Linked DNA regions of Homo sapiens: all the other regions are linked to region 1. The links are chromatin loops, found by intact Hi-C in ENCODE. Cell type or tissue: heart right ventricle. All regions are shown on one strand. Region 1 overlaps KSR1 (kinase suppressor of ras 1). Region 2 overlaps KSR1 (kinase suppressor of ras 1). Region 3 overlaps KSR1 (kinase suppressor of ras 1). Region 4 overlaps KSR1 (kinase suppressor of ras 1). Region 5 has its middle 26 kb from the start of KSR1.

Evidence for each region. Hi-C counts contacts between places; a loop is a spot of excess contacts. Peaks named below come from ENCODE experiments on the same cell type or tissue, not always from the same donor. Only the 100,000 strongest peaks of a DNase experiment are listed, where the experiment ranks them.
Region 2: a loop joins it to region 1, with 3 times the contacts of the local background. A loop is called at or near these places in 28 of 110 quality-filtered maps.
Region 3: a loop joins it to region 1, with 3 times the contacts of the local background. A loop is called at or near these places in 45 of 110 quality-filtered maps.
Region 4: a loop joins it to region 1, with 2.1 times the contacts of the local background. A loop is called at or near these places in 22 of 110 quality-filtered maps.
Region 5: a loop joins it to region 1, with 2.0 times the contacts of the local background. A loop is called at or near these places in 6 of 110 quality-filtered maps.

Annotation. Positions count from the first base shown.
Region 1 is chr17:27,492,299-27,496,298 of GRCh38, forward strand. All of the region lies in intron 1 of KSR1 (kinase suppressor of ras 1), which reads left to right. Among named protein-coding and RNA genes, the nearest start is that of KSR1, 38 kb to the left of the region's middle. RefSeq lists an enhancer at 3,656-3,725. In heart right ventricle, a CTCF peak has its summit at 2,086 (motif pointing right); a DNase peak (open chromatin) is centred at 2,519; H3K27ac peaks cover 1,166 bases.
Region 2 is chr17:27,582,593-27,586,592 of GRCh38, forward strand. KSR1 (kinase suppressor of ras 1) reads left to right here. Exons shown (of 21, transcript NM_001394583.1): 4 at 54-513; 5 at 3,065-3,069. Among named protein-coding and RNA genes, the nearest start is that of LGALS9, 47 kb to the right of the region's middle. In heart right ventricle, no CTCF peak of the experiment used is centred here; no DNase peak of the experiment used is centred here; H3K27ac peaks cover 858 bases.
Region 3 is chr17:27,597,995-27,601,994 of GRCh38, forward strand. It overlaps KSR1 (kinase suppressor of ras 1), which reads left to right. Exons shown (of 21, transcript NM_001394583.1): 11 at 3,366-3,407. Among named protein-coding and RNA genes, the nearest start is that of LGALS9, 31 kb to the right of the region's middle. In heart right ventricle, CTCF peaks have their summits at 2,049 (motif pointing left), 2,248 and 3,907 (motif pointing left); DNase peaks (open chromatin) are centred at 2,047 and 3,887; H3K27ac peaks cover 1,158 bases.
Region 4 is chr17:27,557,537-27,561,536 of GRCh38, forward strand. The region is part of intron 2 of KSR1 (kinase suppressor of ras 1); the gene reads left to right. Among named protein-coding and RNA genes, the nearest start is that of LGALS9, 72 kb to the right of the region's middle. In heart right ventricle, CTCF peaks have their summits at 2,270 and 2,471; DNase peaks (open chromatin) are centred at 2,306 and 2,675; H3K4me3 peaks cover 2,154 bases; H3K27ac peaks cover 2,706 bases.
Region 5 is chr17:27,428,834-27,432,833 of GRCh38, forward strand. It overlaps the pseudogene TBC1D3P5. Among named protein-coding and RNA genes, the nearest start is that of KSR1, 26 kb to the right of the region's middle. In heart right ventricle, a CTCF peak has its summit at 2,254 (motif pointing left); a DNase peak (open chromatin) is centred at 2,246.

The DNA of each region.
Region 1 (4,000 bases):
CGTCAGACTTGGGAGGGAGGAAGGCAGGAGTCTCCTCAACTCACCTTTGCAGAGCTCTGAAACTGGGTCTGTTCAAAGTTACACCTGCTCGTTTCTTGTGCCCGTGAATTCCTTTCTAGGAATGATCAGGCATCCATAGGCAAGATCTTCCTCGAGAGTCAATAGACCTGAGCCCAAATGTCAGCTCTGTGTCTGAGCTGCCATGTGACCTTGGACAAGCTGCTTCCCTTCCCTTGCTTGGGCTGAGTTTCTAACATTCCCAACTCAGGGGATCAAAAGAGGTGAGTCCTGTGGACTTCCACAGCTCTAGAATGTTCTGTGAGTAATATGCCCCTACTTGCTGTTTGCAGGGAGGCAGCCATGAGTTAGATAAAGCCCCGGAATTCGAGGCATCCATCCCTTCATGCTGGCCACCAAGCAGACCTGTGGATGTTGACTTGTCTCTTGTCTGCCCATAGATGTTGGCTTGGAATAGGGAGGAGGTGGGACTTATTTTGAGCCCGAGTTCCCCATGTACAAAATGGGGCTAACAGGATTTGTCTTGCAGGGTAATGAGGATTTGTGAAAACATGGTTGAATTCCTGGCACATGGTAGGTGCTCATTAAATGGTGTTATACACTTAGTACTTGGCATTCCCAGCCTTACTTTTTGTCTTTGCTGGAAATATATTCCATGCGGGGAGGGAAATGGGAATGATCTTACTTTATAGATGCCACTTCATAGAAAGCATTGGCACTGGGATTGCCAGCCTTTCCCAAAGCAGTGTGTGTTCCTTCATCATTCTGCTGATGATGATCATTTATGGAGCAATTTACTATGTGAGGTACATGATAACCCCAGTCTCCTTTAATCCTCGTGAAACCCTATGAAGCAATAAGGGACTATTATTATCCACACTTTATACATATAAATGAAGAAAGTGAGGCTTTGTGAAGTTGAATGATGTTCCCAAGGTCACCCAGTTAGTAAATGCTGAAGCTGGAGTCCTCAGTCTTAGTTATTAATGTAAGCTTGCTTTTCAGGACAGAGAGGGCTTTGGAGGACCAGGAAGGGCTCCAATTCTGAGGCAAAGGCTGTGAAACACCGGGGTCAGGCAGGAAATCATGCCCTTGAATTCTTTAACAGGGCAGATTTTTTAAGTCAGAGACATTAACGATCAGCTCCGTATAATGTTTATGGCCTGTGTGACCCTGCCCCGTGGTGCTCGGTAGACCCCACTGCCCATGTGTGCCTGATGATTCCATTTCTGTCTTGCTTATTGCAAGTGACCTTGAATTACCTAAAACCCAGGGAAATGTGTTCTTAATCTGCCCTTTTAACAATGCTGATTTTACCCTTCCAACTCAGATTTAAATAACCTTTCCTTCTGTGTTGTCGTGAGTGTAAAGAAGCAGCATCATGAAAAAGCCCAGCCCTAAACTCTCTGTAATTATGGGGTATGGTGGAGAGGGAGGGGCACTGAAAAGGAAATAATGGGGTCGTGAGACCATTGGAAATTGCACTGGTTATATTCAGTAGCAGAGCTGGAGATTTTTGCCTGCTGCTGGGAAAAATTTAAAAAGCAAAACAACCTCTGCCTCAGCCTTGGAGGTTTAGCTGTTGAATTTACTCCCTTTAATTTGAGGCACCTGAGGCTCCCATTTTGTGGTGTGATTGGCTGGACTTTCCACCACTTCTTCCTCTCTCTGGCCAGAGAGAAACTTGGGGACGCTGAGGTGGTTTGTAGCAGCTGTCATCAATGTCCGCCTTTCATGTCCACAGTGGTTTGGAGCAGAGGCCCAGAAATGCTTGGGGAGTCTCTGTGAATTCAGAAGAAGTCTCCTTCTCCCACTCCGCTGTCTGACAGCAGGTTAAAAAAAAAAATTACAAAGAGCTTCCAGGAACAAAAAGTGGAGATGATTTTTTTTATGGCCCTTAAAGACTTGAAATTTGCAGGAGAAATGCCGTGTGGTTGCGTAATTCTATATGTGGAGTATCTGGAATTATTCCTGGAGAGGCGGGCAAGCACCCAGATTAGAGATGTGTAAAGTGCAGTTTTGTCTTGCAGTCCAAGCAGGTGAGCATTCAGGCCTGTGGGAAGGAAGGAAGGGAACAGCAGGTGGCAGTAACTGGGAAGCTTGCCTCTGAGTGAGATTAACTAGAATGTATTTTTCCGCTGCATTTAAAGAGCCAGTGAAAGGGGCAGATTTACCCAGGGTCACGTGCCTGGTCAGTGCCTTAAATGGACCCAGGGTGTCAGCCCCCTCTGCCTCGACTTCAACAGAGTTAATGTTTCCCCAGAGACTAATAGAGGGACCGATATTAGGGATTCCGGGGACAAGTACGAACAGGTCTTTCGATTTACATTTAAAAGCAGTAGAGAGCAGGAAGGAGATTTCTGGCATTTGTGCAGTTTAAAAACCAACTAGACAAAAAATCTTGATGGAGCTGTTTCCCAATCAGCCTGGCAGTCCTCTCAGCATTGACGTCGTGAGAATGAAAGCTTCTCTGAGAGTGCCATTGGGCGGTGTCCCTTCCAAGTTCTCCAGGAAGCAAATTTTGGACCCTGGCCGCTGACTCAGTGTGGCCTGCTGGGTGGCTCCCTGTGCCTGGGAGGCGGCCCTGTCAGTGTCCCTGGGCTCAGCCCATAAGCAAGTGCCCCAGGTGATCCTGCTCCCATTCAGTGACTGGAGAGGCAGAGGGAAGGGGCTCCCGGGCAGTGCGGGTTCCAGGTGGGCACAGCTGGTAAGCCGGGCGGCTGGGCAGGGCTCTGCTTCAGGTGTGCAGAGTGGGTGTGAGTTCTGCACAGCACAGGAGGTGGTTTCTGCCCTTACCCATTGGGCAGGGAAGGAAGCTTGAGAAATCAGACTTGATTTTAGCAGGACAGGAGCTTGTGGGCTTCTGAAAGAATGCACGCCTCAGTGGTACAGGGTTCTGGGGGTATATGCAGCGGCTGCTCCTCTCCTCCTCCCCTGAGCCCTCTAATACTGATCTCGCACTTTCCTGGCCTTGTCCAACATCTTGGGAGGCAGAAAAGCATAGTTTATATGTGTGCTTGTCTTTATACAAGGCTCTGTGTGTGAGTGTGACTGTGGGTGTTTATTTAACTCAAGAAAAGTCCAAGGGACCCCTCACACAGAGGAGGTGAGGTGCATTGGACAACCTGGGCCAGGACTTGGAGGACATGTCTGCCCCGATGATGACTTAGGCCCAGTCCCTTAGTATCCTTGGGATATAGCCCCCTGATCTGCCCCAAAGGTGGAGTTGGGCGACAGGAGGGAGGCTTGGAGATCATTTCTCGTGTCCCTTCCAGCTCTGAAATCTGTGAGCAATGTTGTCCAGTAAGGCTGTCTCTACCAGGTAACACATGACTGCCAAGTGGGTATTTTAATCACTGTGATTTCAGAATAACAGGGCGAGCTCTCACAGAGCATTCATTGCTTCATCGATCATGCAGTCCCTGTGGAACCTGAGTTGATGGCGGGTCTACAGTCAGTTCAGTTTACTTGTAGCTGTCATTGATCAGGTGCAAACATGCTTTTCAAAGCCTGGAATCATTTTTTTTAAGTTGGATCATATTTGCTTATTATAATTGGTAAAATTTGAGTGTTGCCCCTAGGCTCTCAGAGGGAACAGTTTGGAAAGTGCTTCCTTCCAAGAAGAGACGAGATGGTACTGCGCATAAGCCTCCTTTAGGGTTGGGTCTTTATGCAGGCAGATAGTAAGTGCTTCTGGAACGTTTTGAGTTCTGCCCCCTACTCCATGAGCCGCCGCAAGATCTGGCTTGTTGGGACCTCATGGGCCAGTGGTCAGGCCCAGCATTATGAATCTCTTTTGGCCAAGTTCCTGGGATAGGCCTGTTTCTTCTTTAATAACTGCAGTGTGAAACAAGTCTTATTTTGAGTAAGAGAGTGAGGCCCCGGGTGGCGTTTTTGTGTTTGCCTAAGGGAGATGCCTCATCTCCAGCCACCCAGATGTGACTGGAGAGAGCCATGATGCTGCTTTTGTTTGTCTCTAATT
Region 2 (4,000 bases), 90 kb after region 1:
CTGTGAATTCCTTCCAGCCCTGACCATCTGTGACTCCACGTCTTGGTCCACAGGAGGGGAGCACAAGGAGGACTCCAGTTGGAGTTCATTGGATGCGCGGCGGGAAAGTGGCTCAGGGCCTTCCACGGACACCCTCTCAGCAGCCAGCCTGCCCTGGCCCCCAGGGAGCTCCCAGCTGGGCAGAGCAGGCAACAGCGCCCAGGGCCCACGCTCCATCTCCGTGTCAGCTCTGCCCGCCTCAGACTCCCCCACCCCCAGCTTCAGTGAGGGCCTCTCAGACACCTGTATTCCCCTGCACGCCAGCGGCCGGCTGACCCCCCGTGCCCTGCACAGCTTCATCACCCCGCCCACCACACCCCAGCTGCGACGGCACACCAAGCTGAAGCCACCACGGACGCCCCCCCCACCCAGCCGCAAGGTCTTCCAGCTGCTGCCCAGCTTCCCCACACTCACCCGGAGCAAGTCCCATGAGTCTCAGCTGGGGAACCGCATTGATGACGTCTCCTCGATGAGGTGAGTGCTCCTTCTGGGCAGCTACCAAAAGTGCCCTCTGTGGTTTTCTAATCATAAAGATATATGGAAGGACCAATAAAATCAACCCCTATAGACGTGTGTAAAGTCAAAAGTAAAAGGTGCCCCCATCTTTCAGTCCATTCCTCAGACTACTTTAGTGGTGTGGGCTGAATCCTTCTAGATTTGGTTTTGTATGTACACGTACATGCACATGACGTGATGCCACGTATGGGTCAGGGTAGGCCAGGTTACACAGAAATAACAGATATGCCCAAATCACCAGGTCTTAAAGGAACAAAGATTTGTTTCTTGCTCATGCCGCCTTGTCCATCTTGTCCATCATGGGTCAGCCTCCTTCCGGGCCCAGACTGTCTGAACATTGCTGGCCACGGTGGCAGAGGGAGAAGTGAGTTCCAGATGTCATGCCCTGGCAGCTGCGTACTCCTTCTTGGAAGTTCCACCCACCATTCCTGGCCCAACCTGAACAGGAGAATGAAACAGTGCTCTTTGCCCACACGCCCAGGAGGGGAGAACTGGAATATTTGGCAGAAACCACTAGTGACTGTCAGATACCATACCATCTACTCTGTCCCATGACTTGTTTTTTCAACTTCCCTTGGTATCTCTGAGAACATCATGTCAGTACATCTTGGAATGTTTTACTCTTTTGTTTAGTTTTTGACTTACAAATTTTTCTATCTATATATTTTGAACAAGTGAGACAGTCACATGGTCCAAAGCGCAGCAGCTCTGTGGCTTCTCAGGGTACGTGGTGAAAACTCTACCCCACCATTTTTATTCAGTCACAGGGTTCCCCTTTCAGGAGCCAACCAGGCTAGCAGTTTTGTGTATGTCTATAATTAATTAAACCCCATTTGTTTGACTTGTTCATATTATTTCGTTGTATAGTTTATCTTGTCCCTTCTTGATGGGCGTTAGATCATTGTCTTTTTTGTTACAAAGATTGCCCTTGTCAGTATACCCTTGGCAGCACAGAAAGAAAGGGAGTGTTTTCCTTGGGTGCCTCTTACCTTCTTGTACCCCTGAGGATTGGGGCACCTGGTTTCTCTCCTCGGCATGGGCACCCCTTTCCTACGCTTGATCTTAGCCAAAAGGCCGAGAAGCAATAAGGGCACCCTTTTTCTAGGGGGTTCCTTGGGCCCTGGTGTATCTTGGGCCTTGGAGTCATCTTTGGAACGGGCCTGATCCCCTCTCCCAGTGCATGCTGTTAGGGTCCTTTATGGGATGGAGCCTGGACAGCTCCGATGGGTTTGAGTATGCTGCCCAAGGAGGAGAGATCCAGGTGTCACCGACCCTGCTGCTCCCACTCGGGCTGTCCTGCTGGGGCCTGGGTCCCACCCAGAAGGGGCTGTAGAATGCAGTGATGATGGCCACACGAACATGGGTCAGTCAGAGGAGGCCTCACAGTGGGCTCAACCCAGTCCCTGTGTTTCTGTCTTCTCCCAAGAAGAGCATTAGGAAAGCTGTGGTCTCATTCCCATGCTAGAAGGTGGCAGGGACACAGCTTCAGGCAGATGACACAACTAGCCTCAAACTCCAGCCAGTGACTGAGCCTCAGACCCTGGGATTCTGAGTCCAGTCCCTGCAGAGCTACCAGAACCAGCACTGACGTGACGCTCAGGCCACCTCGCTGTTCTGGTGACCCCTGAGTGCTCTGCTTCCTCCAGCTCCATGTGTTCTCAGGGGCAGTGGCTGCCCCCTGGGGAGGCTCAGGGTGTGTCCCTGCCTGACTCTCCTTTCAGGGGCTACCTCTGCTCTGCACAGCTGTTATCTCTGCCCTCCTGTCCAGCCACACCCTTGCCAACTGATAGTTATTTTTTCTTTTTCTGAGAAGGAGTCTTGCTCTGCTGCCCAGGCTGGAGTGCAGTGGCGCAATCTCGGCTCACTGCAACCTCCACCTCCCGGATTCAAGCGATTCTCCTGCCTCAGCCTCCCGAGTAGCTGGGATTACAGGCATGTGCCACCACACCTGGCTAATTTTTGTATTTTTAATAGACACAAGGTTTCATCACCTTGGCCAGGCTGGTCTTGAATTCCTGACCTAGGTGATCCACTCGTGTCAGCCTCTCAAAGTTCTGGGATTACAGGCATGAGCCACCAGGCCTGGTCTCTCCAGCTGACTGACCCCTTTTCTTGCCTGGCTCTGGGCCAGGCTCTCCCACTGTGAGCCATGTGACCTACTGAGCCTCCTGAGGCTCAGTTTTCTTGACTGTGAAATGGGCTGAACTCTAATTACCATGCTTGGTTGCTGGCGAGGCTTACGTAAGCTAATGTATTAAAGTGCACAGCACTGAGTTTAGATGTCCCCTGGGGAGGCCTGGGGAATGCCCTTCTAGTCCTTTCCATTGAGGAAATGTCCCCACAGAGATTGCAGGGGTTCCCAGAGTCAATCAGCCAGTCTGGCCTCAAGCCAGGCCTCAGAGTCCTACGTCCCAGCCCCTTGCCTGCTCCCGCCCAAGGGTAGTGTTCTAGGAACACGCCGAGCCAGCGTGGTGACGTAATCCCCCTCTCTGCTTTTTGTCTCCTCCAGGTTTGGTAAGAGAGATTCATTTCCATCCCCTCTACCACCTGGGAGTCGTGTGTGCGTTGCTGTCCCCATCGGGGGTGGACCTCTTTGACCCACCTCTTAGCCCGTTCAGCCTCTCCATAGTCCAGAAGCAGAGGTGCTGGTGACCACCTCAGGAAATAGCCCTAAGACAGGTGGCCTTAAAGTGACTGGCTGGCTTCAGCCCAGCTGGTGGCTGCTCTCTGAGAATCAGAGACCTTGAGCACATCTCAGCCCACAGGCAGCCCCATGAAGAGCCCTGTCTCCACCTTGCCCTTCCCCACCGAGACTCTCCAGCAGGGACTCTGGCCTGCTGGGCTGCCACGGTAAAGCAGCACCCCTGGGAAGGCGGTGCCATCTGCCTGATTTCGCTAGACTTTAGCCATCTCCAGAACCCCACCTGATGTCCTGGGATCCCACTCTTCAGGAAAGGGACATTCCTGGAGGCAGAAATGTAGCGCAGCTCTGAATGAGGCCCCAAAAGATGGGAGATGCAGAAGCCCCTTTGGGAGGAGAGGACACCTGGGCAACCCTTGACCCCCTTTCCCACCCCCACCTCCAGGTTGGGAGCACGTTCCTGCACGTGGCTATGCTGTGGGGCCTCTCTCATGAGTCAGAGCGGAGGGAGACAGCTGTGCCTCTGGAGTCTGCTTTTAATTGTCTGGAAATGCAGAGATGTCTGGTTTTTGCCTGAGCAAAATAGGAGTTTATTTTTGTACTATCCCGAGCTGGCTAAGGAGAGTCACGTAGCTGTGGGCGGGGTCTTGGGGATGAGGAGGGGTACAGCAGGCAGGGACTATGCTGAAGTGGAGCTGGCTGTAGGAACCCCAGGGAGGCACAGGGGGAGCATGAAGAGGAGCTACACTTCCCTCCCTTAGTGCCCGGGCAGAAACTCCCAGGGCCCTTCACAGAACCTTGGAG
Region 3 (4,000 bases), 110 kb after region 1:
AAGCAGAGTAGACCTGAGCCAGAGCTGACCTCCAGCTCCACCCCAGCCCACTGCCTGGTGTCTGTGGGGAGAGGTCAGGATTCCAGCCTCTCCTGCCCTCAGCTGCTGGCCTGGGGGTGTCTGCCTCTCCAAGCAGCAGAGTGAAGCCCACCTGCCCATTTTGGGACTGAGCTGCTGCCTCGGCCTCCCTGGCAGCTCCTCAGAGTCAGTCTCAGCCTTCAGTTTATTACAGTTCGCAGTCCCAGAGGAAGGAAGGTGACTGTGACACTCCTGTTTGCTCTGGACCCAGCCACAGGCCGTCTCCAGCCCATAGAGTCCAGGTCAGGCCCCTGTCTCTGGCCTCTGGAGCTCCAGGTCCATGAGGACAGGCACAGCTCTCCCTGTGCCAGGAGATCCCCAGCTGGAGCCATACCCAGCCAGCAGGAGGCCAGGGAGCTTCTCCTGGGACTTCTTTTGGGGACGGTGGAGACGGAGATCTTGTAGGAATCTCTCTCTTTGCCTTCACCTCAGCACGCACGTGGCTGGATATCTCCTGACATTCACGCGTTGTCCTGAGCACACCCCTCCCCTCCCTGCATTGAGTGATGGCCCATTTGATTAACCTCCTCTCCCATTCTGCTCTGTCTTTATTATGCTCTGAAACTGTGCCTTTTGCTAAACCTCCCAGTTTGGGTTTTTGTAAAAGCAAAGGGTGTGTTTGGAACACGGCAGTCACAGAAAAAGTTCTTTTTGCACAATCAGCCAGACCCTTGCTGCTTTCCCTGATGTCCCCAGATTGGGCCTTCATCGTCCCCTGCACAGAGGCCTCACTCTCTCCAAGATCCTGTCTCTTTGGTCGTGGCAGCACCAATGGGTCAACCCTCCCCCCAACCCCCACTGCCCGCCCGGCTGGCCCGGTGGTTCAGCTGGAGAAGGCACGCCTCCTATCGTCCCCTGCTCTGTGCTGTGCAGGGGCATTGCACTTGAACTTCAGGGGTAAACCTGGGAAAAGATTATAGTCACGTGCTGCTTCACAACGGGGAAATGTTCTGAGAGAGAGATTCCGTGATTTCATTGTTACGTGAGCATCATAGAGCGCACTTACGTAAACCCAGATGGTATAGTCCTCCACACGCCTCGGCTGTGTGGTGTAGCCTGTTGTTTCTAGACTGCAAACCTATGCAGCATGTGACTGTACTGAATATTGTAGGCAATTGTAGCACAATGCTAAATATTTGTGTATCTAAACATCTGAACACAGAAAAGCTACAGTAAATATACAGCATAAAATATTAAAAATAGGGCTGGGCACAGTGGCTTATGCCTGTAATTCCAGCATTTTGGGAGGCCGAGGTAGGCGGATCACTTGAGGCCAAGAGTTCAAGACCAGCCTGGCCAACATGGTGAAACCCCATCTCTACTAAAAATACAAAATTAGCCAAGTGTGGTGGCACATACCTGTAGTCCCAGCTACTCAGGAGGCTGAGGCATGAGAATCGCTTGAACCCAGGATGTGGAGGTTGCAGTGAGCTGAGATTGCACCACTGCACTCCAGCCTGGGTGACAGAGCAAGACTCTGTCTCTAAATCAGTCAATCAGTCAATTGTTCTTTATTTGTAGGGGACTGGAAGCTGCTCTGGAAGAATTCCTGTACACTATTGTAGACTTTATAAACACTAAACACTTAGGCTATACTAAATTTATTTTAAAATATTCTCCTCAATAATAAATTAACCTTAGCTTACAACTTTTTTACATTATAATCTTTAAACATTTTTTTTAACTTGGACTCTTTTGTAATAACACTTAGCCCAAAACAAACATATTGTATAGCTGTACAAAAACTTTTTTTTTGAATTTTTATAAGCTTTTTTCTATTTTTAAAATCCTTATTTTTTCTTTTACTTTTTAAACTTTTTTGTTAACTAAGACACACACGCTAGCCTAGGCCTGTGCAGCCTCAGGATCATCAATATCACTGTCTTCCACCTCCACATCTTGTCCCACCGGAAGGTCTTCGGGGCAGTGACATACATGGAGCTGGCATCTCCTGTGATAACAGTGCCACCTTCTGGATACCTCCTGAAGGACCTGCCTGAGGCTAGTTTACAGATAACTTTTTTTTTTTTTTTTTTTTTTTGGTAAGTAGAACAAGTATACTCTAAAATCATGATTAAAAGACTGGATGTGGTGGCTCACGCCTGTAATCCCAGCACTTTGGGAGGCCAAGGTGGGCGGATCACCTGAGATCAGGAGTTCAAGACCAGCCTGGCCAACATAGTGAAACCCCGTCTCTACTAAAAATACAAAAATTAGCCAGGCATGGTGGTGGGCTGGGTGCCTGTAATCCCAGCTATTTGGGAGGCTGAGGCAGGAGAATCGCTTGAACCCAGGAAGCAGAGGTTGCAGTGAGCTGAGATTGTGCCATTGCATTCCAGCCTGGACAACAGAGCAGGACTCTGTCTCAAAAAATAAATATATAAATAAAAAAAATTTTAAAAATGATTAAAAGTACAATATAGTAAATACATAAACCAGTAATACAGTTGTTTATTCTCATTATCAAGTAAGATGCTACCGTGCATAATCGTGCGTGCCATCCTTTTATACAGCTTGTAGTTCCGTGGATTATTTCCCGCCAGCGTCACCACAGACACGTGAGGAATGCATGGTGCTGCCCTGTTACCACAGCTACCACATCACTAGGCAAGAGGAATTTTCCCACTCCATTATAATTAGGGCCACCGTCATGTATGTGGTCCCTTGTTGACCAAAACAACATTCTGTGGCACATGACTGTATTTACACCCCCATTTGACAGTGAGACAGCTGGAGAGGTTAGCCAACTCCCTAAGGTCCCAGAGCCTAGTTATGTGGCAGAATTGAGGTTGGAACATGCTGTCAGCTTCCAGAACCCCAGTGTATCCTTTTCAGTCACCTATGAGAGAGAGAGAAAAAAATGTGGGTAGGGAGTGGTAAGGTTGAGACACTCTGGAGGTACAGGTGGGGCTCAGGGGGAGGAGGCCATTCTTCCGTACATAACACTGTTAAACTTTTCAGAATCACTGTTTCTCTCCCATTGTATTTTGCCCTTCTGGGCTCACATGCATTTCACAGAGTGCTGGTGACCGGAGACGGGGTCTTGGAATGCCCAATCCTCCAGTGCAAGCCCCTTTAGTCCTGCAGACTCCTGCCAGGGCCCATTTTCTCCCAGCTCTTTTCCTCCTTCCTGCATGGTTTGGCCTGTCCTTGCCAGGTCCATCTGGGGTAGGGCTGTCCCAGCCCAGTAACAAGTCCCTGCCTCCCAAGCCGGTACCTGCAATTCCGCTCCTCCCTCCTGCGTTGGCCGTTCTGTGTGTGTGACTCACCTCCTCTTCTGTTTAAAGCTGCCTACTTCATTCATCATAGACAGCAGTTTATCTTTCCAGGTGAGTCCTTTGCATGGTTCCATTAACTGCCCTTTGCTGTGACCCCTTCTGTCCTGCCCACCTGGGCAGGGCGCCCTCTCTCTGGGTACCTTTGGAGATACTTGAGTCTCCCTCCACCTGTTCTGAGAGCTGACTGCCCATAGAGGATGGGAAGAGGGCAGGGCAAGTGCCCTGGTGGTAGGCCTCTTACGTGAGAAGTTCTTGCTGGGAGGGACCCTGGAATCCATCCCATCCAGCCTCTTGGCACAGAGACTGCAGGCAACCTTTTCAAGGTCACACTGCTAGGAGATGGCAGAAGGACTAGAATCTGGGTTTATAGAATGGGGAGAGGACTTTTTGCTAATGCCTTATGAGCATATGTCACCGTATCCTCCCTTGCACAATGATGGGAGGATATCTTATGCACAATGTCTTAGAGAAGTAGAAACCCATTTGGGAAGGTCTGCGGGCTTCTCTTAGTGGGCTTCACCCTTCTGTGCCTTACCACACAGTGCCATCTGCTGGCCATTGCTGGAAATGCCTCCTTATTGCAGAAAGTTTAAAGGAAAACGCTTTCAGTAAGTCAATACATTGAGTCCCTTCTGCAAAAGTTG
Region 4 (4,000 bases), 65 kb after region 1:
GACCTGAGATCCTATGGGTATCTAGAATGGGCCTATCTGCCTTTTACACAATGTGAGATCATGGGCAAGTGACTTCATCTCTCTGGGCCTCAGTTTATCCATATGAGAAATGACAGATTAAGTGACCTTTTAAGTCCTTTCCTCAGATGGCTGCTGCTTCTGGACAGTAAAGAAGCCTAGAGTAGAAGGAGTTCTGTCAGGTGAGGTGGTTCGGAGAGACCATGTGGAGTGGTACCTTCCCCTGAACCCTCCAGATGGTGGCTTTGCCTTGCCTCTCAGATGTGTCTGCCCTCCTGTAAGTTGTATACCATGCTCTCTTCGAGGTATTTCATCATGTGCTTTTCCCACTGGCTCCTATGTAATGTTTGTGTGCAGCAGTTGGAGCTCTGCCGCACGGATCATGGGGTGATGTTTTTACTCCTGTATTCTGTGCCCCCGAGTCAGGCTTTTCTTCCATGGATTTTGGGCAAAGCTTCCTTGTGTGTCTTCACCCATTTTTTTTCCTTTAGCCCACACAAGATGTGATCAGCTATCCATTGTTACTGAGAGATGGGAGTTTTAAATTTTTCAACACCAAGCAAGTACAGAAGTGTTAGAAAGCAAGCAAAGGCCCTCCTCTTCCACTTCGCGGGGATAACACCTTGTTAACAGGTCAGTGGGTGCACCTGCCAGACCTCTTCACGCATTTTACAGTCACTTAAAATGACGTGCAAATTTACTCCCTTCTCTCTCTTTTTTTTTTTTTTTGTTTGCTGAAATGGGATCATATGATAGATATCATTTTGCAGGTTTGCAGTCTTAACGTCATCTGTGTTATCCATAAAAATTCATGTTATCCTTCTTTAACAGTAGAGTAGTAAGAGATACAGTTTCATCAAGGTATGATATGAATGCCTGTGTCTGAGGGATACCCACCTGCTCACATACATGCGCACACAGTGACATCAGGCAACTTGGTGGTTCAGGTGACTCAGCACCTGAACGAAGATGAGAGCCCGTGCCCAGAAGAGGCCAGGTGCCCAGCTGTAACGCCTGGCACATGGAGGCCCTGGCAAATACTTACTGGGTGAAGGAATGTACCAAAGTCACTGCAGGATAGAGGTCAGGGATGCCAGACTTGAAAACAGGACTCTTTCAATATTTGTCTGTCTGTCTTTCTGTTTTTTGTTTTTTTTTTTTTTCTTTGGAAGGGAACAAAATCCGTGAAGTCTCTCTGTTTCCTTTTGCTAACCTGATAGTGCTGAAGGACCCCCGCATCTTTGCAGTCAGTGCCTGAAGATGATCTGCCCAGGGCTGCCCCCTGAGGCTTCCTGGGGGAACTTTGTGTGGTGGGATTTGTCCCTTCAGTCACTTTGAGTTCTCTGCTGACCTTGACTCTTCATGGCTTCATGACTAGGACTTTGATTTTTCCCTTAGGAAAACATACGTGGATCGTTTGTGTGTGCAGCCGTCTGTGTGTGTAATCTCCTCCTTCCTTTTCCATATTGTTTTCCTAAGGGCCATCCCTGCAGGGTTATCTAAATACCATTTCAGATTTTGTCTTTTGGTTGGATAGTGTTTGCGGTCTTAAAGTTTCCAGGAAATAATGCCTTTTCTACTAGAGGAAGAGAGGGGATAGACATGGATGTGGTCACACAGTACGGCAGCTGCATTTCCAGGTTCCTGGTGTGGCTGAGGTGGCCCTGCGTGGGTTTCTTTCTGTTCCCACCTGAGTCAGATGCCAGCCCTCTGCGGCTCCGAGCCTGCTGCGGCGCTGCATGCCTGACCTTTGGTTCCTCGTCCCTTCCCTGTCTGTAGATGTTGGAGACAGAACTTGGGCAATGCCTGCATGTGTTTGCCCAACCACTAGATCTTCATCTAGAGCAGCGCTGTTCAAAACCTTCTGTATTGTCCATTCAGTGTGGCAGCCCTTAGCCATATGTGGCTTGGGGACACTTGAAATGTGTATAGTGCAGCTGAGAAACTGAAATTCGTGTTTTGTTTTATCGTAATGAATTTTAATTTGAATAGACATCTGGCTATGACTGCATTGACCAGGGCCCTGTGGTGAGAGCTGGGATGCTGAAGACACCTTCCTCTGCCCCAGGAGCACACAGACTGGGGTGAAACAGGAAGTGAGAGCCCCAGATGCCCTGATGGCTCCGGGATGGGATCTGTTGGAGCCAGTGGGCCAACTCATCCTGGGTAGTCAGGGAAAGACGGATGTCCGGGAAGGCAAGAGCACACCAGGCGGAGGGAAGAATATCTGCAGAGACCCTGAGGATGAGGAAATCAGAGCGCTTGTGAAGCGCGTGAGGAGGAGTCTGTGAGGAGGCTGGCGGGGAGCCGGGGTGGATTCCTGCAGCTCTCCCTGTGTGCAGTGTAGGGGTTGGGGCTCCTCTTAGGGGATATTGGAAGTGTGTGTGAGAGAGGGGCAGGAATTCCAAATGAACATTAGAATTGTTTAAAGGAAAATAAAACTAGCAAGAAGGCTGCATTCACATGGGGATGGGCTGAGAGTGACGGGGTGAGGAGCGCTGCCTCCCACGTGGCTGGAGGGTGGAAGGGTCGGGGATAGGAAATGAGATGGGAGGGAGCTCAGAGGCGGGGCCCTGCCCCGCTCCCAGTCATTTGGATTTGCACACTATGGCTGTTTCAAGCGGCCCCCTGTCCCACAAGTTACGTCTAAAAGTCTCAGCTTCATATTCTGGCAGCAGCTGGGGAAATGATTTCAGAGCCTGCTGGCATGGAGCCATTTTTTTTTTCTTTAGCAATTTCCCGGTTGGAAGTTGTTGAAAGGAAGTGGCAAGCGCTGCCTGAGCAGTTCTAGCTGGGAGAGGTGGGTGCTGCAGAGTCTGGGATTCCAGGGTGAAAGCCACAGGTTCCCCTGAATAAGCTCTTACTGCTGGTGGTTCCTGAACTGAAGATGCAGGCGGATCTGGTAAGGGGATTTTTGTTGTGATCCTGACTGGACATGTTTCTCTTTCCGCTCTCCTCTACCCTTGCGTTCCTGTGTTTAAGATGAGGCCTTCTCCCAGAGATGGGGGACAAAGCTGCCTTACTCCTGCCACCATTTTGGTTTCCCAGTGGCTGGGGGTGGCCAGAGCTCTGTGTGGACACCAGGAATGTAGGCTGTATGAGGCAGTAGGATGTGTGAGACCTAACCAGGAAAGCGAACCCGCATTTGGCTCCTGGGGTGCAGCTTGAGTCGGCATGACTATGGCCCTCATTCCTAGCCTCTCCTTCCCACCCCTCCTCCTGTCGGCCCCATACTCTCTCTTTGAGAGCCAGAGGCCCAGCTGTTCTTACAACCTTGCTCTTTGGCAACTGGGAGCCTCCCCAGGAAGCAGCACACACCCTCACCCAGCCTCCTGGAGGGATCTGTGCCAATGTGTCAGCCCAGCAGCACAGGGCTGCCTTGGTACCAGCCCAGTGGGGGCTGGGCCACACAGCTCTCCACTTAGGATGGGGAAATGGTGGCAAGTGGTGGACTGGCATGCCTGTATCACCTGGCCAGTCAGGAGAGGAGCTGAAGTTGGAGCATGGAAGGAAGGGGCAAGCTACAAGGCCAGCATTGTATAGATGTCATCCTGTTTCATCCTTATCCCTGGGACAGGAGACAGGGAGATCTGATGATCCCCTGCAAGCTGATGGCAGGATGAAGATTCAAACCCAGGTCCTTGTACTTCCTTCTCATACACAATTTTGTCATCTAATATCTTACCCAGAATAGCACAGTTTTGGGGCTACTGTATGATATGTAGTTGTGTAAATGAATTGACTGCCTGCCTTTGTGTGTGTGCACGTGTGTCTCTCTCTTCCCCCCTCATTTCTTCTTTCCTTTACATTCACTCGTTACTCATATGCACCCATTGATCACTTACCTTTTACCTGGTACCTTGATTAATTATCACAGAGGATTAATTGATGAGCAAAATAGTCTGTCCTGGATGCTTACAGCTAGTGTGATGCACACGTCTGCAAATAACTAGGGTGCGTAGCTGACTGCTGGCCCCAAGGA
Region 5 (4,000 bases), 63 kb before region 1:
CCCTATTACTTGGGTCTTCCTCTTCACCTTTTCTTCCTCCTCTTCCTCCTGGACTCTAAGAAAATACAGGAGGCCCACCATTCCTCAGGGCAGGCGCTCAGTGCATATGTACTGGATGTGCTGTGCACGCAGGAGGGGGATGTGGGCAAGACCCTCCAACAAGCCCCCTCCCACTTCCCACGGTGGCCTGCTCTCCCCCTCACAGGGCTCTCAAGGGCACTGGAGGAGCCAGACCCATTTGTGAGAGCCTCCACTCCTCCCTGCAAGCGCTGACAGCCTCAGAGAGCAACAGAGGCCCTTCACTCCTGCAGACTCCTCCAGGGGTGCCAGGACAACAAGCCTTGAGCCAGGGAGACAAGGGAATCAGTGTCTCTTACCCATAGAGCATTCAGAGAGAGGGCACAGGTGGGACCCCTGGCCCAGAGCCAGAGCCAAGTGTTTAGCCAGGTGTGGGAACGGTCAGTCCTGGTATGGACGGGGCAGCCCAGGAGGGCAGAGGGTGACCCACGTCCAGGCCCAGTCACCCACTGTGGAGACGGGTCCCCATGTGAAGTGGCAAGGGGCTGGTGACATCCAAGGCCCCTCCCACCTGAGTTCTGACTGGGGGCCATATCCCAGGCCCAATAGCCCTGGGATGAGGGTGTGTGGCAGGAAGCCCCCAGCGAGGCTGAACCCTGGGGGCAGTTCCAGAAGCCACCTGCCATGCCCAGGCAGCTTCCCCACACCAGGCGGCACACAACCCTTCCTCTGGGATCAGCAGACTATAGGCATGTCATCAGTGTCAGACCACAGGGGCCACACAGAGACCCTGAGGACTCCAGAGACCCAGGCAGGTGGGGCCCAGCCCAGAAAGGCCTGCATGGGCTCACTGGAGACACTGACCACGTCTGTTTTCCTTTCAGCAAAACCCGAGAAAGGGTCCTCAGGACCCAGGTCTGTGCTGGCATCACATGGCGGGAAGACCCTCTGCAAGGGGGACAGGAAGGCCCTTCCCGGCCCACCAGCCCGGTTCCAGCGGCCCATTTGGTCCGCTTCTCCACCTCGTCCTACACCCTGTCCTGGTGGGGCTGTCCATGAGGCCAAGGCCCAGGAACATGTGGGGGCTTCTGGGGAGCCCAGGGCAGCAGACCACTCTCTGGGGGCACCTGGGACTCAGGGCATGCCCAGCCTGGCCCCGGCTCAGGGAGGACCTCGGCGTTCCTGGAGATTCCTGCAGTGGAACTCTATGCTCCAGCTCCCGACGGACCTGGATGTGGGGGGCCCTTGGTTCCCCCATGACGATTTCAAACAGAGCTGCTGGGTCCATGTCCCTTCTAAATGTGTCCTGGACAGCCCCGGGACCATGGGACAGGCCTAGCCCAGGGAGCCCAAGGGGACCCTGACACCGGGCCCAGCCCAGGCCCATCAGGACTAAGAGGGAGGTCGGGAGATAACCCCGCTGCAACATGGGCACCTGCATCTGGTCACCGAAGCCAGGGTGGCACCCCGCCAGCTGCCCTGCAGCCCCAGACACCTGGAAAATCCCATTCAATGGGGAGGCCGGTCCCACCAAGGCCACGAGAGACAGAGAGGTGAGCATGGCAGCCCCGGCCAGCCAGCAGCATGCCCTGGGGCCTCTGTCCCAATCTGCGGGCCTGTGTCCCCCTCCCAGTGCATAATTCCCAGGCAAGAGGGGCCTGGTCTAGACCCCAGCCCTGGGAAGAGAGGGGCACCAGGGGTGTGGTGGGCTCCCAGTTGCAGTCAGTATGACCATGCAGGGGACCCTGGCGCTGCAGAGCTCTGCCACTGTCACAATTCACCTCACAGAAGCCGGGTGAGTCCCGAAGCCTTGCAGCCACTGCTGTAGCCCTTGCAGACACCACGACCAGGTGCCTTCCAGCTGCCAGTGCAGGTTTTCCTGACAGGAGGGCACCCTGCAGCCCTGGCCTCAGCAGCTCAGACTCTGAAGGTATCTGTTATTCATGTTTCCAGTACTCCCACCAAAGAGAATTACTATGGAGGATGATGTTGGTCCTGAGTTGAGCAAAACAGCATGCCCTGTGGATGGAGCCGGCTTCTTTCCAAGCCACCACACTTGCTGGATGGGCCCACGGAGCGAGTGGCCTTGAGACCGGCATGAGGATGGAAGAGGCTCAGCATCCTGCACATGCCCTTTCCAAGGCTCACCAGGCTGACACCACATTTGTGGATGAGAGACTCACACCCAGTCCCTGGGATGGCACAATTTCCCAGGAGGATCAGCTGGCCACCTGCTGGCAGGCTGACCACACTGCGAAGGGGCTGAGATTGGCTTTCACTGCACTGAGCCACAATATGGACATGGACTTGTGGGCCCTGCAGTGCACACAGCATTGCCTCCGAGCAGGACACCCCATTCACAGCTAGGGACAAGCAGCAGTGCGCTTCCACCTCGGGGCCTTGGCTCTGCCACCTCTATTTTGAATGTTCTCAGTTCCCTCCAGGCTACTAGAAGCATCTGGGCCAGGGCTCATGGCTAGATAAGCACCCGAGATCCCAAACAAGCTTCCCATCCTCGTTTTACTTTTTGTTAAACTTATGAAAATTTATTAAGATATGACTTACATCCCTGGTAAGTGCACAGCTCAAAAGACATTCAGAGATGGAACACACCAGCCCCCAGATCACAAAGCCAACCATGCCCAGCCCTTCCCAGCACCCCCAGCCCTGAAACCTGACTTCTGACGACACCATGAGCCTGCCTTTATACTTTACACTCATGGAAGGATAACCATCTTCATGTTGTAAAATAAATGTTTACTGTTGAAATGATTTTACACGTACACCTTCCATCCAGCTGCCCTTAATAAGGACATTTTGCAGTACCATGGCACATAAGAAATTTAGGCCAGGTGTGGTGGCTCATGCCTGTAATCCCAGCAATTTGAGAGGTCGAGGCAGGAGGTTCAGGTTCACTTGAGCCCAGGAGTTTGAGACCAGCCTGGGAAACATAGGTAGACTCTTTCTCTAGAGAAAAGTAAAAGAAATTGCCAGGCGTGGTGGCGTGTGTGTGTAGTCCCACCTAGTCAGGAGGCTGAGGTGGGAAGACTGCTTTAGCAATTGAGTTCCAGGAAGCAGTGAGCTATGATCACAGCACTGCACTCCAGCCTAAGTGACAGAGTGAGACTTTGTCTCTTAAAAAAACAAAATAAGAAATTTAACATGGGTGCAATCCTATTAACTAAATGATAATGTGAACTATTATCTAAGGTTATTAATGCAGTAATTATATGAATAGGGTGAAATTTATTCAGACTTCACCCGTTTTCGCCTAGCTTCTCATACCTGTCCAGGGATCCCACCTCTGACTCACCCTCTGCCTTTAGGTCATGTCTCCTTAGCTTCCTCCAGGTTGTCCAGCCAAACACACACCTGGGCTGAGTGGTAGAGCTGATTGCTCCTGGGCTCCAAACCTCTACAGCATGTTACCATATTGAGTACTGTAGGAAATGGTAACATAATGGTGGCTATCTGTGTATCTAAACACAGAAAAGGATCATAAAAATACAGTATAAACAATACAAAATGGTACACCTCGCCAGCTGTGGTGGTTCATGCCTATAATTCCAGCACTCTGGGAAGCCATAATGGGAGGATCACTTGGGCCCAGGAGTTCAAGACTATCTGGGCAACATAACAAGGCCCCATCTCTTCTTAAATATCAATTTTTAGAGATGGTACACCTGTATAGGATGGATCCATTATAGCCTTATGGGAACCACCATCCTATATGCATTCTGGCATGGACTGAAATGTCGTTATCTGACACATGATCACATAAGTAATCTAGAGATAATTTTAAGCATACAAGAAGATGTGCTTAGGTTATATACAAATACTGCACCATTTTATATCAGGACTTTGGTATCTGTGGGAGATGGGGAAACTGATTCCCCACATACATTGAGGGGCAACTGTAAACATTTCAGGCCCCACAGAAGGCTCAATTCCCTGCACCCCCACCCCGAGGTAAATTCTTTTA